Regions from separate parts of the Homo sapiens genome. Here region 1 is linked to region 2. The links are chromatin loops, found by intact Hi-C in ENCODE. Cell type or tissue: endothelial cell of umbilical vein. All regions are shown on one strand. Links, peaks and the distances in the headings refer to the core of each region. The heading gives the core; the rest is flanking DNA.

Region 1 (5,403 bases), core at 2,677-5,176, 160 kb before region 2:
CTACCAATTTAACTTTTTAGATAGCAATTATTTATTTTAATATACAAATAATATATAAATAATAGAAAGGTTTAGTAGAATTATGCATACATGATAGGTTCTAACTCTCACTTTTAGATTTACTAGCAATATTTAATATGTAACCACTTAAATTTGTATTTTCTGATATCTGAATAAAATAACCAAAATAATATATTGAATGCCTATACCATGCCTTGCTTTTTAATAGACAGGTACAATGGAAAATAAATGGTTGCTCTGGTGTTTTCAAGGAACAAATTGGAAATTATTATTATATTGACATACGATTATATAATGTAAAACTTTTAAATCTCAAGGCTTTGCAAATCCTAGAATGCCAAGTTTATAAGAATTGCTTTCAACATCTATGCTCCTACAGAGCTCTGCACAAAGTTCATTGTCTATGAAAACTTGTGACTGAATGTTTAATTGTATAATATGATAAATCCTTTTTAGCTGCAGTCTTCATTTTCCCTCATATTTCATAATTATTCACATTGTTAATTTTTTCTACTTTTCTAATTTCAGCTTATGTCTAGATAACTTCTCTATGCCTCACCCTCACTTGTTTCTCTTTTCAAGACATTTTTGGAAGATAAAAACAATAAAAATAGAATAATAATGTCAAGCCTTTCCGTTTTGGCCTCCAAGTAGTATGGTTTTCTCATGGCATTAGAAGTATAATGCTAATTTTTTCATAAACTTTTTGGTTGAAAACTCTTCTGATGCTTTATCTTATAGATTGTGTCCTTTGCTAGAAAAGGAAAAAGTTTGGGAACAAAAAGTACTAGTTTTAGAGTCCTTCACTTTAGAGATCCAAAAAGCAGCTGGATAACAAATATAATACATTATTTGTTTCAAATGACAAATTCTGACAAACACTAGAAATGAACTTCTGTGGCATTTATAAAATTGTCCTTTTTGTAGCTTGCTCTTCAGATATCTTTAAATTCAAATTGGCCTGTATATTGCTATTGATACATCCTCATGTGATAGTTCTCAATACCATTTTCAACTACTTCTTTAATTTTTCTTGAAAAATATGAATTGGCCAAGCGCGGTGGCTCATACCTGTTAATCCCAGCACTTTGGGAGGCCGAGGCAGGCAGATCACGAGGTCAGGAGATGGAGACCATCCTGGATAACACGGTGAAACCCCATCTCTATTAAAAATGCAAAAAAAATAGCTGGGCGTGGTGGCAGGCACCTGTAGTCCCAGCTACTCGGGAGGCTGAGGCAGGAGAATGGCGTGAACCCAGAAGGCAGAGTTTGCAGTGAGCTGAGATCGTGCCACTGCACTCCAGCCTGGGCGACAGAGCAAGACTCCATCTCGAAAAAAAAAAAAAATATATATATATATATATATATATATATATATATATATATATATATGAATTAAAAGTCCTGTCTCTATAGGATATATTGTACTTTAAATAGTACAGGAGGTTCAAATTTTGAACTCATGAAATGTCAAGATAGTTTATATATTTAAAAAATAACTTTTATATTTTCTTTGAAATTTAGACTGACCCAGGTTTATGTGCTGGATCTTTTATGATTTATAAATAAGTTACTTTAAAATAACTTTGGTTATAGAAGTTGTGAAATGCGATTCTAATATAATTAATATTTGTTAACTTGAATGCCTTAATGTCTGCAAAACCATTCTGTTATTTTGTGGATAGTTACTAACCCAGCTAATAAGCAAAAATGCACTGATCTCTAAGAATGAATAAACTATCGATTTTGCCTAGAGTTTTGAAAATTTCAGGAAAAGCTCTTAACCAGTTTTTAAGTTACTGGTGAGCTTAGATCTATGGTTTGTTCCAGATTATCCAATGTCGTACTAACTTTGATATAATTATAGCTATAATTTATTACTATTTTGACCTCTAAGAGAAAGAGGGTTCCTAAGTTTTTTTATTCATGAAGCGATGCAAAATGGCTTTCTTAACCTATGCCTTTTACATCCATTTCTTAATTCTTATAATTAATATAATATTTTCTTTTTGGTCAGTTCATTAGAAACATTTTTTTTCTTTTTTTCTTTTTGATGGAGGCTCGCTCACTCTGTCGCCAGGCTGGAGTGCAGTGGCGCAATCTCAGCTCACTGCAACCTCCGCCTCCAGGATTCTAGCGATTCTCCTGCCTCAGCCTCCCGAGTAGCTGGGACTACAGGTGCACGCCACCATGCCCAGTGAATTTTTGTATTTTTAGAAGAGACGGAATTTCACCATGTTGGCCAGGATGATCTCAACCTCTTGACCTCGTGATCCACCCACCTCGGCCTCCCAAGGCGCTGGGATTACAGGTGTGAGCCACCGCACCCGGCCCCAGAAACATTTTTAATAGTTACAATACTATTAAACTGTAATACTGTGTATTACAACTGGTAGTTAATAATTGTCAATCCCCAGGGCTAAAGAATAGAATATTATTATTAATTTATTCTTTAGAAATGAACTCTCCCCCACTTACAAATGATGCTTCAATTAAAGACTTTATTAAAAATTACTGTTACAATTCTTCATTCTTATTGAAGCTTGCCATTTTTGAAAAAGAAAGTGTCGGATGAAATAACTTATGCTGAAGATACTGCTAATTCAATTGCACTTCTGGGTAAGTTAAGATTTCCTTAAGGTATAGGGATGTAACATACGACAGGTCCTACTGACAAGGGAATATCTATTTTCCCCAAGTTTCACTAAGAGGACTCCTTCTCCATGTCTAGGATCTTCTCTTGTTAGTGAATTAATCACAGTGTGCTTGGTGATAATTCTGGTATTGTATTCTGTTCAGGTTGTTTCGTGATACCAATAAAAGTCCATCTTCTAAGTACAAGGACAGGCTGATAATGTAGTTTGATGAATTATTATTTAGTTTAATGAAGTGTTTGTTAACTATTTTTGTAAATCAGAAAGTGTACATACCCTTTTTAAATAATCACAAAAACATTTCAACTTTGAACTCTAATATTGAATTGCTGCAATCATAGAATTATTCATTAAATGATCTAAAATTTTAAATCAAATCATAAAATAGCATATTAAGAACTTCAGCATAATGCACATAAAGATGCAGATGCCTATATTTTGTACACAAAAATATGAAAAATATCATAAAAGGGTAGGCACTTATGTATGGGTTATCACTTGATTTTCTAGAGAAAGAAAACAATTTCCTAGGAAACTAGATCAGGGAAACACTGGCTCTTTGAGTCAGCTCCTGGGACATGATGGCATGTTCCCAAAACAAATCCTACATTAAATCTATACTTACTAGTTTAGGTCTTTATTTGTACAGGAGGAATAAAAGATACACAATTGATCCAGTGCATTTTTAAAAATATTTACGGAATAATGATGTTCCCAGCATTATACTCCATATAGAAAGATGTTAGAGATTCAACTGGAATGAAGAAAAAAAGGATTTTTATTTTTAACATAGACACTAACCCTTTTATATCTCAGTAGGTTTTATAGTTTTTAGTTACTTTGGGAAAACTACCTAGGGTTCACCTACTCTATATCCTAGAGTAGGTGAAGGTGTTGTTGAGATTAGGTTAAACATGAAGGGGGCAATTTAAAGAAAAACACCTTAGGAAGCAGGCAGGTTCAGAAATATGGGAATTTTTAATTATGTGAATCTCTATCATCAGCAGAAATTTACAATGAGAAGCCAACCCAAAAGAGGACATGGTAGTATTAACAGATAAAAAGTGTAGTTTTTGTTGGTAACATTATTTTTTAAAATACCCCTGTTGCCATTATTTTTAAATATTGCTTCCAAGAGTGTTGACAGTCACTTGTATTATAAATACATGGCTCACTTTTTACTGAGTGTCAACTTATTCTTTGCTTAATGACTGGTACCCTGCCTGCAGAACATGTTACTATCTCATATGACAACAGTATGAACTCTTAACTTTAAATGAGCTTCCTTCGCTGATTACTGACTGCGAGTACTGCTCTTCTGTTTCTTGGTTTTTTTAATGGCTGGAAACATTAATTTAAACTAAAATAATTGTATATAAGATGAAATGTTGAACAAAAACTCTTCATGATTTTAGTTAGAACTTCCAGTTTCTACTACGTACTAATAAGTTATATTACATTTTCTTCCAAATGATACATAGATATTTCTGACTCAGAGGCAAGATTCTGGAAATGGATGGGGGAAGAAGTTGGTACTCTGCCCTGGGATTATGAAACAGGAAGCTATGATAAATTATCTAAATTTACAGGAACTAAAACAGTGGAAAAGCAGACGAAAGACCCTAGAATTTCCCATAAGCCTGCATATTTGGATAGTCTTGTTGGAAAAGCTTAGTTGTTCTTGTTGCCTAATATGTTTTAAAACCTAAGTAGTGATTTTGCAACTCCAAAAGAACAGTCCGAAAAATAAATAAAATTTAGAGTTAGAATAATCTTAAAACTGTCTTTTAAGTGATATCTTTTGCAGAGATTCTCCTGAAGCTAGGGTCAGGCTTTCCTTTGTGCTTCCTCCTTCTTTCCACTTGCCACCCCACTTGCTGACCACCTCCAGAGATGAGCGTCTTGCAAGGGCTAATGCAAAAGAGGAATTCCTAATTATTCTTTTACTCTCAGAGAGTCCAACCAGTTCTAGTTTAGTTCTAAGGTCGATATTACTGACTACCGCTGTCCTTGGGCATTCAGAGAACCTGGATCATTTCCAGAGTCCCACAGATCATTTTCAGATACCCTTGGGGATCATGTTTATAGGACTTCAACAGAGTAGATGCAATCCAGTTTGAAATACAGGCTGAAGCCAATTTAATTGTAGTTTAGATATGACTGAAAACGAACCTTCCTATTCGCCAACCCCATGCAGACAGCTTGAACATAAAACTATTACCCTTGCATGTGGGGCAGCTGCTTAAAAACTCACTCTCTTCCAGTCTGCCAACAAACTGAAGAGCAAAGTTCACCTGGAACTTCTCTAAGCAAAGAATGCATTAGTAAAGGCAAAAAATTACTGACCCTCTAGTTAGGGAGAAAAATGCTAACCCATATCTTGTCAAAATAATAATAGTATCTAACACATGTAGAACTTACAACATGCTAGATGCTTTTCTCAGCCCTTTTCTCATATTAGCTAATTTAATCCTCACAACAATCTTAAATGTGGTAACTATTGTTATACCTGCTTAATAGATGAGAAAAGTAAAACACAAGTTTACATGGGTAGTAAATGGCATAGCCAGGATTTAACCTTAGACAGTCTGGTTCTAGCATTTGTATTAATAATCATCATTCTTTCTTCCCTAGAAAGGAGAGGCTGAATTGATTGAGGGGCCAAATGTATAAGGATGGATTCAGGGTACTGTTTATATGTATGTATGTGTGTGAGCATATGTATAAA
Region 2 (8,072 bases), core at 2,248-4,747:
AAGTTTCTATGGCTCTGTGCATGTCCAAGAGTGGCCATGAAAGTACAGTGAGTATTGATTTGGGAGCTACGAATACATTTTAGTGAGTAGGCAAATTTGCACATGTGGAATCCACAAATAGTGAAGATCAATTGTACATAGAAGTGTACATGGTACATGTACTTGTACATGTACAAGTGTACGTGGTAGAGGAAGTGATTCCACTACCTTAGTGGACTTGAAGAGAAAACACATCCAGATTGTTGGTTGAGAGATGCACGTACATGTGACATTGGGCAGTATCTCTCACATCATTTACAAGTAGGATGCAGCAGAGATACCATGAAGTCAGAAGAATTGAGATTTCTGTGGTTTCAGGTCTTTGTCTTACTAGCTGGGCAACTTTGAGTAGGTGTCTGAAAACTTCGTTTCTCAGTTTCCACATGTGTTAGTTGAGAACAATAATCATCTTTCAAAGTGAGATTGTGAGGGTGCAGTGGGTTTTTCTTTAAGTTCTGGCTTACTGTTACTTAATTTAGGGGCTAGGATTGAAGACGGTGAATCAGGTGTCATATTGTGTTTTAGAATATTCCTTTGTATATGGTTTGTCTCCCCAGAAAGAAAAGCAGATGCCAAGTCCATACTAATATTTGGATTAGGGTAATGAGTATGTTTTCATTCAAAATGCATTATGAATCCAAGGGAATAGAATATAACCATAAGCATTTTCTGGTTAAACTGGCCATCCTAATTAAGATAAAGTAATTGAATCAATAGTTTTAAGGCCTACACTAACTTATACCAGGATTTTAAGAGCAAAATAGGAACGAGAAATAACAACTTCTGATATGTTAGCCTCAAAGGAAGAGCCCAACAAAAAGTTGGCTCCACTGTGTTGGACAGCAGTTGGGGTAGGTGGAGGAGACACATTAAAAAGACCCAACCCTCAGCCCAGACTGGAACTACTGCGCTGTTCTTCTATCATGTTGAAGACACACCCTAACCTTTCAATTCTGGGACAGGAAATATGAAATGTACACATGTGAGTCATGGGCCAGGAAGAACCTTTTATATTTCATCAGTTAGCCTCCATGTCCACCCTTTGGAGATGTATGCCAGAGCTGTAAGTGTTCTGCTCCCAGGCTAGGGATGGGGGAGAGGGTACTGGGCATTTATGCCATTCTATCTTTTTAGATAAAAATTTGTTCAAAACTCAATACTCAGACTTACTTTCCTCATCTTGAAATGCCTAAGGCTAAAGAATATGTAATTTAGTTCATTTAGATAGACTAGAAAAAAATTGTATATCAAAACAAAAAATAATTCTTCATGAAAAAATAAAATAACATGTAAACCTGCTTTTAAAAATTGTAGAATGCTCCGTGGACAGAAAATATTAGGAATTGATTGGTGTCTATAAATAACATACATATATACATAATGGAATACTATTCCACCATAAAAAGGATGAAGTGTCTTTTGCAGCAATGTGGATGGAACTGGAGGTCATTATCTTAAGTGAAACAAGTCAGACACAGAAAGTCAAATCCCACATGTTCTCACTTATAAGTGGGAGCTAAATAATGTGTACACATGGATATATAGTGTGGAATAGTAGACAATAGAGACTCAGGAAGGTGAGGGAGTGGAAGGGGGTTGAATGGTGAGAAATTACTTAATGGGTACAATATACATCATTTGGGTGGTGGATACCCTAAAAGCCCTGACTTTACCACTGCAACATCTATCTGTGTAACGAAATTACACTTGTACCTCATAAATACATACAAGTAAAAAAAACCACTCTTATACATGTTACTCTGTTCATACAATTTCTTTCAAATGGAAGATATCTAAAAAACAGCTGTGTCTTCAAGTTTGGTATTCCACATCTTCATTTGCCAAGATGAGGCCTTTTCTACTCTGTTCATTGTCATTATTTTATTTTATCTCGATATAAAACTAAGTTAAGGCGCGACTATTGCTAAATGTTATCACCTAACACTATTGATTCACTTTCCTGTTTAATCTCTATCACCTACTCTTTTCTTTAAAAAAATTATTTTAGGTCAGGCGCGGTGGCTCACGCCTGTAATCCCAGCACTTTGGGAGGCCGAGGCGGGTGGATCACGAGCTCAGGAGATGGAGACCATCCCGGCTAACACGGTGAAACCCTGTCTCTACTAAAAATACAAAAAAAAATTAGCCGGGCGTGGTGGCGGGCGCCTGTAGTCCCAGCTACTCAGGAGGCTGAGGCAGGAGAATGACGTGAACCTGGGAGGCGGAGCTTGCAGTGAGCGAGATCGCGCCACTGCACTCCAGCCTGGGTGACAGAGCAAGACTCCATCTCAAAAAAAAAAAAAAAAAAAAAGATTATTATTTTATGGCCAAATACTTATTTAGCCCTACGTCTACATGCAATTCTTATATTTGGAACTTCTTAATCAGAAACTAAATGTGGATTTGGTTTGAATGCTTGTTTTAATGATTAGTTTATTATGAGTACAGGAACAAATAAGTGATATCTGTTTCCTCATCTGTTTGTGATGATTTATTTTACATTAGCATAAAGTATGCAGCTCTATGTGAGAGCATCAGGAAGCATCTGTGATGATATGGATTTTGATAAGCTAAATGTTATCTAGGGCCTTAGGTTTTCTCATGTTTTCACATTTCTCAGTAGTAAGGTCACACTGAGTTGTGTCATATTTAGCTTAAGGGACACCAGAGTGAACATAAGAGCCCAGGCTAAAGCCACCTCTTCCTAGTGCACTGTCACCCACCCTGTCCCTTTTCCTGGGCATCTGTCTTATATTTTATTCACCGTGGGCCTCGTTCTTGTTTAAAACCCAAAGAATCTTTAAAACGATTCAGCAATAGTACTTGAGGGGGTCACTCCACGCAGAGATATTTTACAGTTTAAAATGCCACTCCTATAGGGTTGGCTGAAGCCAAAGGTTTTTTAAAACTATATAGAAAAATAAAAAATAAATGCCACTTCTAAAGATTGGAAACTTTAACCTCCCCACAATGAATCTTCAGTGGTGAGATTTCAGGTGACAAACATGTTAGAGGTGAGATTCTCTGAAGCCTGAGTTCCCCCGAAAGCCCCCAGATCACACCATATGAACCTACCCAATTTTAGCGTTTTTAAGAGACTAAAGCCTCATGAAAGCATATGAAAACTCACTGAGATTTCTTTAGATATCTAAAAGGCATTTTGAAGATCATTTTGTTATGTGGCAAACTGTCCTTGTTTTAGAGTTGTGCTGGGTGGCATGTATAAGAACTACTTATTTTAAAGTGAAGGACTACATAACAAAAGTATTCCCAATTTGATTTATACACCTGGCTATAGCTTTATTTCTGTGGAACAATCATGACATCTAGTGGCTAACCTAAGTAATGCCAAGAAATGGTTTCATACGCTATTTTCCTTAGCTAAATCCACTTAAATGAGAACTTGCTATTCAAATACTGTAATAAATATCCTTGTACATTTTATATACTTAACTATATGAGATAAAGATGGAGAAGTAGAATTTCTGAGTGAAAGGATATGTGTACTTAGAATGCTGATGTTGCCAATTCACCCTCCCAAGAAGTTTGTACCAATTCGAACTTCCATATTTCTTCTCATCATCCCAACAATGAGTATTATCAAATATGTTAATTTTTGTTTTAGTCTTTATTTTTTATTTTTTATTTTTTTTGGAGACGGAGTCTCGCTCTGTCACCCAGGCTGGAGTGCAATGGTGCGATCTCGGCTCACTGCAAGCTCCGCTTCCCGGGTTCACGCCATTCTCCTGCCTTAGCCTCCCAAGTAGCTGGGACTACAGGCACCCGCCACCATGCCCAGCTAATTTTTTTGTATTTTTAGTAGAAACGGGGTTTCACCGTGTTCGGCAGGATGGTCTCGAACTCCTGACCTTGTGATTCGCCCGTCTCGGCCTCCCAAAGTGCTGGGATTACAGGCGTGAGCCACCGCGCTTGGCCAGTCTTTATTTCTTAATGAATGAGAGAGCTTATCTTTTTATGGCTCCCCCACCCCCCGCCTCTGCCCCACCATTTTTCTCCTTTCTTTCTTTGTTTTTTATTTTCTTTGGCCATTGGTATTTATTTATCAGTGAAGCGCCAACATACATATTCATCCCATTTTTTAAAGATTTACTGGTTCATAAGCATCTTGTTTGTAAAAGGTTTTTGCATATTGAAGAAATGTACTGTCATTTGCATTGAAAATATTTTTCTTAGTTTGCTTTGTGACTATTTTTTGCTTTGTAAAGTTTTTAATGTTTATATAGTCAGGTATATCAGGATTTTCCTTTTTTGTTGTTGTTGAGACAGAGCCTCACTCAGCTGTCCAGGCTGGAGTACAGTGGCATGATAATAGCTTACTGCAGCCTCAATCTCCCAGGCTTAATCAAACCTCCCACCCCAGCCTCCCAAGTAGCTGGGACTACAGGCGTGTGCCACCACACCCTGCTATTTTTTTTCTATTTTTAGTAGAGATAAGATCTCACTATGATATCCAGGCTGGTCTCGAATTCCTGGGTGCAAGTAATCCTCCTGCCTCCAAATTGCTGGAATTACAGGTGTGAGCTACTGTGTCCACTACTAGTATTTTCCTTTATAGTTTTAGTTTCATGTCATATTTAAAATGTCCATCTCCTCTGATATGGTTTGACTGTGTCCTCACCCAAAACTCACCTTGAATTGTCATCTCCACATGTCTGGGACAGAACCAGATGGAGATAACTGAATCATGGGGGTGGTTTCTCCCATACTGTTCTCATGGTAGTGAATAAGTCTCATGAAATCTGATGGTTTTATAAATGGAAGTTCCCCTGCACAAGCTGTCTTGCCTGCTGCCATGTAAGACGTGACTTTGCTCTTCCTTCACCTTCTGCCATGATTGTGAGGCCTCCCCAGCCATGTGAACTGTGAGTCCATTAAACTTCTTTCCTTTATAAATTACCCAGTCTTGAGTATGTCTTTATTAGTAGCATGAGAAGGGACTAATACATCCTCTCCCAGAGGACAAAAATTAAAAATATTGTATGTTTATTTATGTAACATAATCATGTATGTTATTTAGTTTTAGTTTTTACATTTAAGTCTTTCATCTATCTATTAATAGCATTTTAGTGAAACAGGGTAGGCAGGGATTTGACTTTATTCTTACCCTAGCAATGTAGAGGAGATTGGTAAATTTAAGTATAGCTATTAAAAACATTGAGTGTAGGTATCTGTACTAATGAGAAAAGATGTCAAAAATATGCAAAGGATAAGAAGACATTAGGAAAATGGCAGATAAGAGACAGAACTAACATGCAGCTACCACTTGGATGGACAAAACAGTGCGTGGAGACTCATATTGTGAACTTTTGCTCCAAGACCCACTGCAGGAACATACCAGGAAAACAAATAATTCACAGACCCTTTGAAAGAAGCGGCTTTGGCCGGGCGCGGTGGCTCACACCTGTAATCCCAGCACTTTGGGAGGCTGAGGTGAGCGGATCACGAGGTCAGGAGTTTGAGACCAGCCTGGCCAACATAGTGAAACCCTGTCTCTACTAAAGATATAAAAAATTAGCCGAGTGTGGTGGTGCATGCCTGTAATCCCAGCTACTAGGGATGCTGAGGCAGGAGAATCGCTTGAACCTGGGAGGAAGAGGTAGCACTGAGCTGAGATCGCGTCATTGCACTCCAGCCTGGATGACAGGGCGAGACTCTGTCTCAAAAAAACAAAAAAGAAAGAAAGAAGAGGCTTGCCACTGCAAACTCTGTAAGATAACTGAACAAATGGTGAATTCCCAAAATGTGAGAGGGGAAAACTCTGCCTCTGAATATATATCCCTACTGGGGAACCTGAATATCCAGATCATGGGTGAAGGATTTAACCTTACCTAGAGCTGAAACAGCTTTAGGGAGCTGAGTGAAATATAAAAGTAGAAGAAGCAACGAGAAGAGCCCTGTAGGTACTCCTGGTCCCCAGCTTTATCTCACAGGGGTCCTTGGGGAAGGCAGCTAGCAGAATTGGGAAGGGGTCACAGGGTGAAGGAAGCTTCTAGCTGAACTTTGTAATAATTTCGAATGAGCACAAATTTTCCTGAGCAGAATCCAGGGGTATGAACAGGAAGTGCAGATACAAGCACAGGAGGCACAACCAAAGGAATAGGCAGGCAGGGAGGGCAAGGCCTAAGAGCCCTACTTGCTTTCTCAGCAGGGAGGCTTGTAGCCTGGGGCAAGATCTCAGCCCTGCTTGCTAACTGCCTGGATATAAATTCAGTGCTGTTGGCCGGGCACGATGGGAGTGGGACTGGCCTTGCTGGTTGTGTGGAAGTTGGGTGAGGTCTGTCACTACCGGCTTTTTCCCACTTCCTTGGCTACCTGTATGACACAGCAGAGGCAACCATAATCTCTATGAGAACATAACTCCATTGGCCTGAGAACCACCCTTCCATCCCCTACAGTGGCCATAGCAAGTCTCGCCCAAGAAGAGCCGGAGCTCAGACCTGGCTAACTCTGCCCCAACCTGATGGTATTTCTTTACTGACCCTGCTAGCTGAAGACAAAAGACATAAACTGTTGGGAGCTCTATGGCCTTGCTCATGGCCTGAGAAACCTGAGAACTTATCCTGGGCAATGTAGGGGAAGCTTGTATCCCCCTCCTACTACTGCAGCTGGTGCTGTCTTGAAAGAGGCATCTCCTGGCTGGAAGCCAACCAACTCAAGCCATTACAGCAACTCATAACAGAGCAACCCCACTCCAAAGAAGGAGAAAACAACAGCTAATTCCACCACCTGCAACACCTTGGCTAACCAGAAGTCCTGAGTCTGTCCACATGACAACTTCACTGCTAGCATAACCAGCATTTGAGAAAGCCAGCACACTACACATATCTACAACCAAGGACTCTCACAGAATCTACTTTACTCCCCTGCCACCTCCACTGGAGCAGGTATCCATGGCTGGGAGACCTGAAGACAGATCACATCACAGGACTCTTTGCTGACAACCCTAGCACAAACCTGGAGCCTGGTAGCTCTGCTGGGGGTTAGACCCAGAAGAGCAATAACAATCACTGCAGTCCGCTCTTCAGAAGCCCCATTCCTAGGGGACTGGGGAGAGCTTCATATCAAGGGATCACCCTCTAGGACAAAAGAATCTGAACAGAAGCCCTTGAGCTCTAGATCTTTCTACTGAAACTGTCTACCCAAATAAGAAGGAATCAGAAAAGTAATTCTGGTAGTATGACAAAACAAGTTCTATCACACCCCCAAAAGATCACACTAGCTCTCCAGCAATGGATTCAAGGCAAGAAGAAATCTCTGAATTACCAGATAAGGAATTCAGAAGGTTTATTATTAAGCTACTCAAGGAGGTACCAGAGAAAGGTGAAAAACAACTTAAAGAAATTTAAAAAATAATACAGAATATGCATGAGAAAGTCTCCAGAGAAATAGATATCATAAAGAAAAGACAATCACAACTTTTAGAAATGAAAGACACACTTAGAGAAATTCAAAATACCCTGGAAAGTTTCAACAATAGCATCAAACAAGTACAAGAAAGAACTTCAGCACTTAAAGACAAGGCATTTGAATTAACCCAATCTGACAAAGACAAAGAACAAATTTAAAAAATGAACAAAGCCTCCAAGAAATTTGGGATTATGTTAAATGACCTAACCTAAGAATAATTGGTGTTCCTGAGGAAGAAGAGAAATCTAAAAGTTTGGAAAACATATTTAAGGGAATAATTGAGAATAATAGAAATCTAGACATCCATATACAAGAAGCTCAAAGAACACCTGGGAAATTATCATGAAAAGATCATCACTTAGGCACAGAGTCACCAGGTTATCTAAAGTCAAGACAAAGGAAAGAATCTTAAGAGTTATAAGGCAAAAATATCAGGTAAACTATAAAGGAAAACCTATCAGATAAACGGCAGATTTCTCAGCAGAAACCCTACAATTCAGAAGGAATTGGGGTCCTATCTTTAGCCTCCTTAAACAAAATAATTGTCAGCCAAGAATTTTGTATTGAGTAAAAGTAAGCTTCATAAATGAAGGAGAGATAAGTCT

The links. Peaks named below come from ENCODE experiments on the same cell type or tissue, not always from the same donor. Only the 100,000 strongest peaks of a DNase experiment are listed, where the experiment ranks them.
Region 1: a loop joins it to region 2, with 5 times the contacts of the local background. A loop is called at or near these places in 27 of 110 quality-filtered maps.

The regions. Positions count from the first base shown.
Region 1 is chr7:90,262,738-90,268,140 of GRCh38, forward strand. CFAP69 (cilia and flagella associated protein 69) reads left to right here. Exons shown (of 23, transcript NM_001039706.3): 5 at 2,564-2,640. Among named protein-coding and RNA genes, the nearest start is that of CFAP69, 20 kb to the left of the region's middle. In endothelial cell of umbilical vein, for the core only: no CTCF peak of the experiment used is centred there; a DNase peak (open chromatin) is centred at 4,214.
Region 2 is chr7:90,424,592-90,432,663 of GRCh38, forward strand. No RefSeq gene overlaps it. Among named protein-coding and RNA genes, the nearest start is that of CLDN12, 25 kb to the left of the region's middle. RefSeq lists a silencer at 784-1,078. In endothelial cell of umbilical vein, for the core only: a CTCF peak has its summit at 3,365 (motif pointing left); a DNase peak (open chromatin) is centred at 3,350.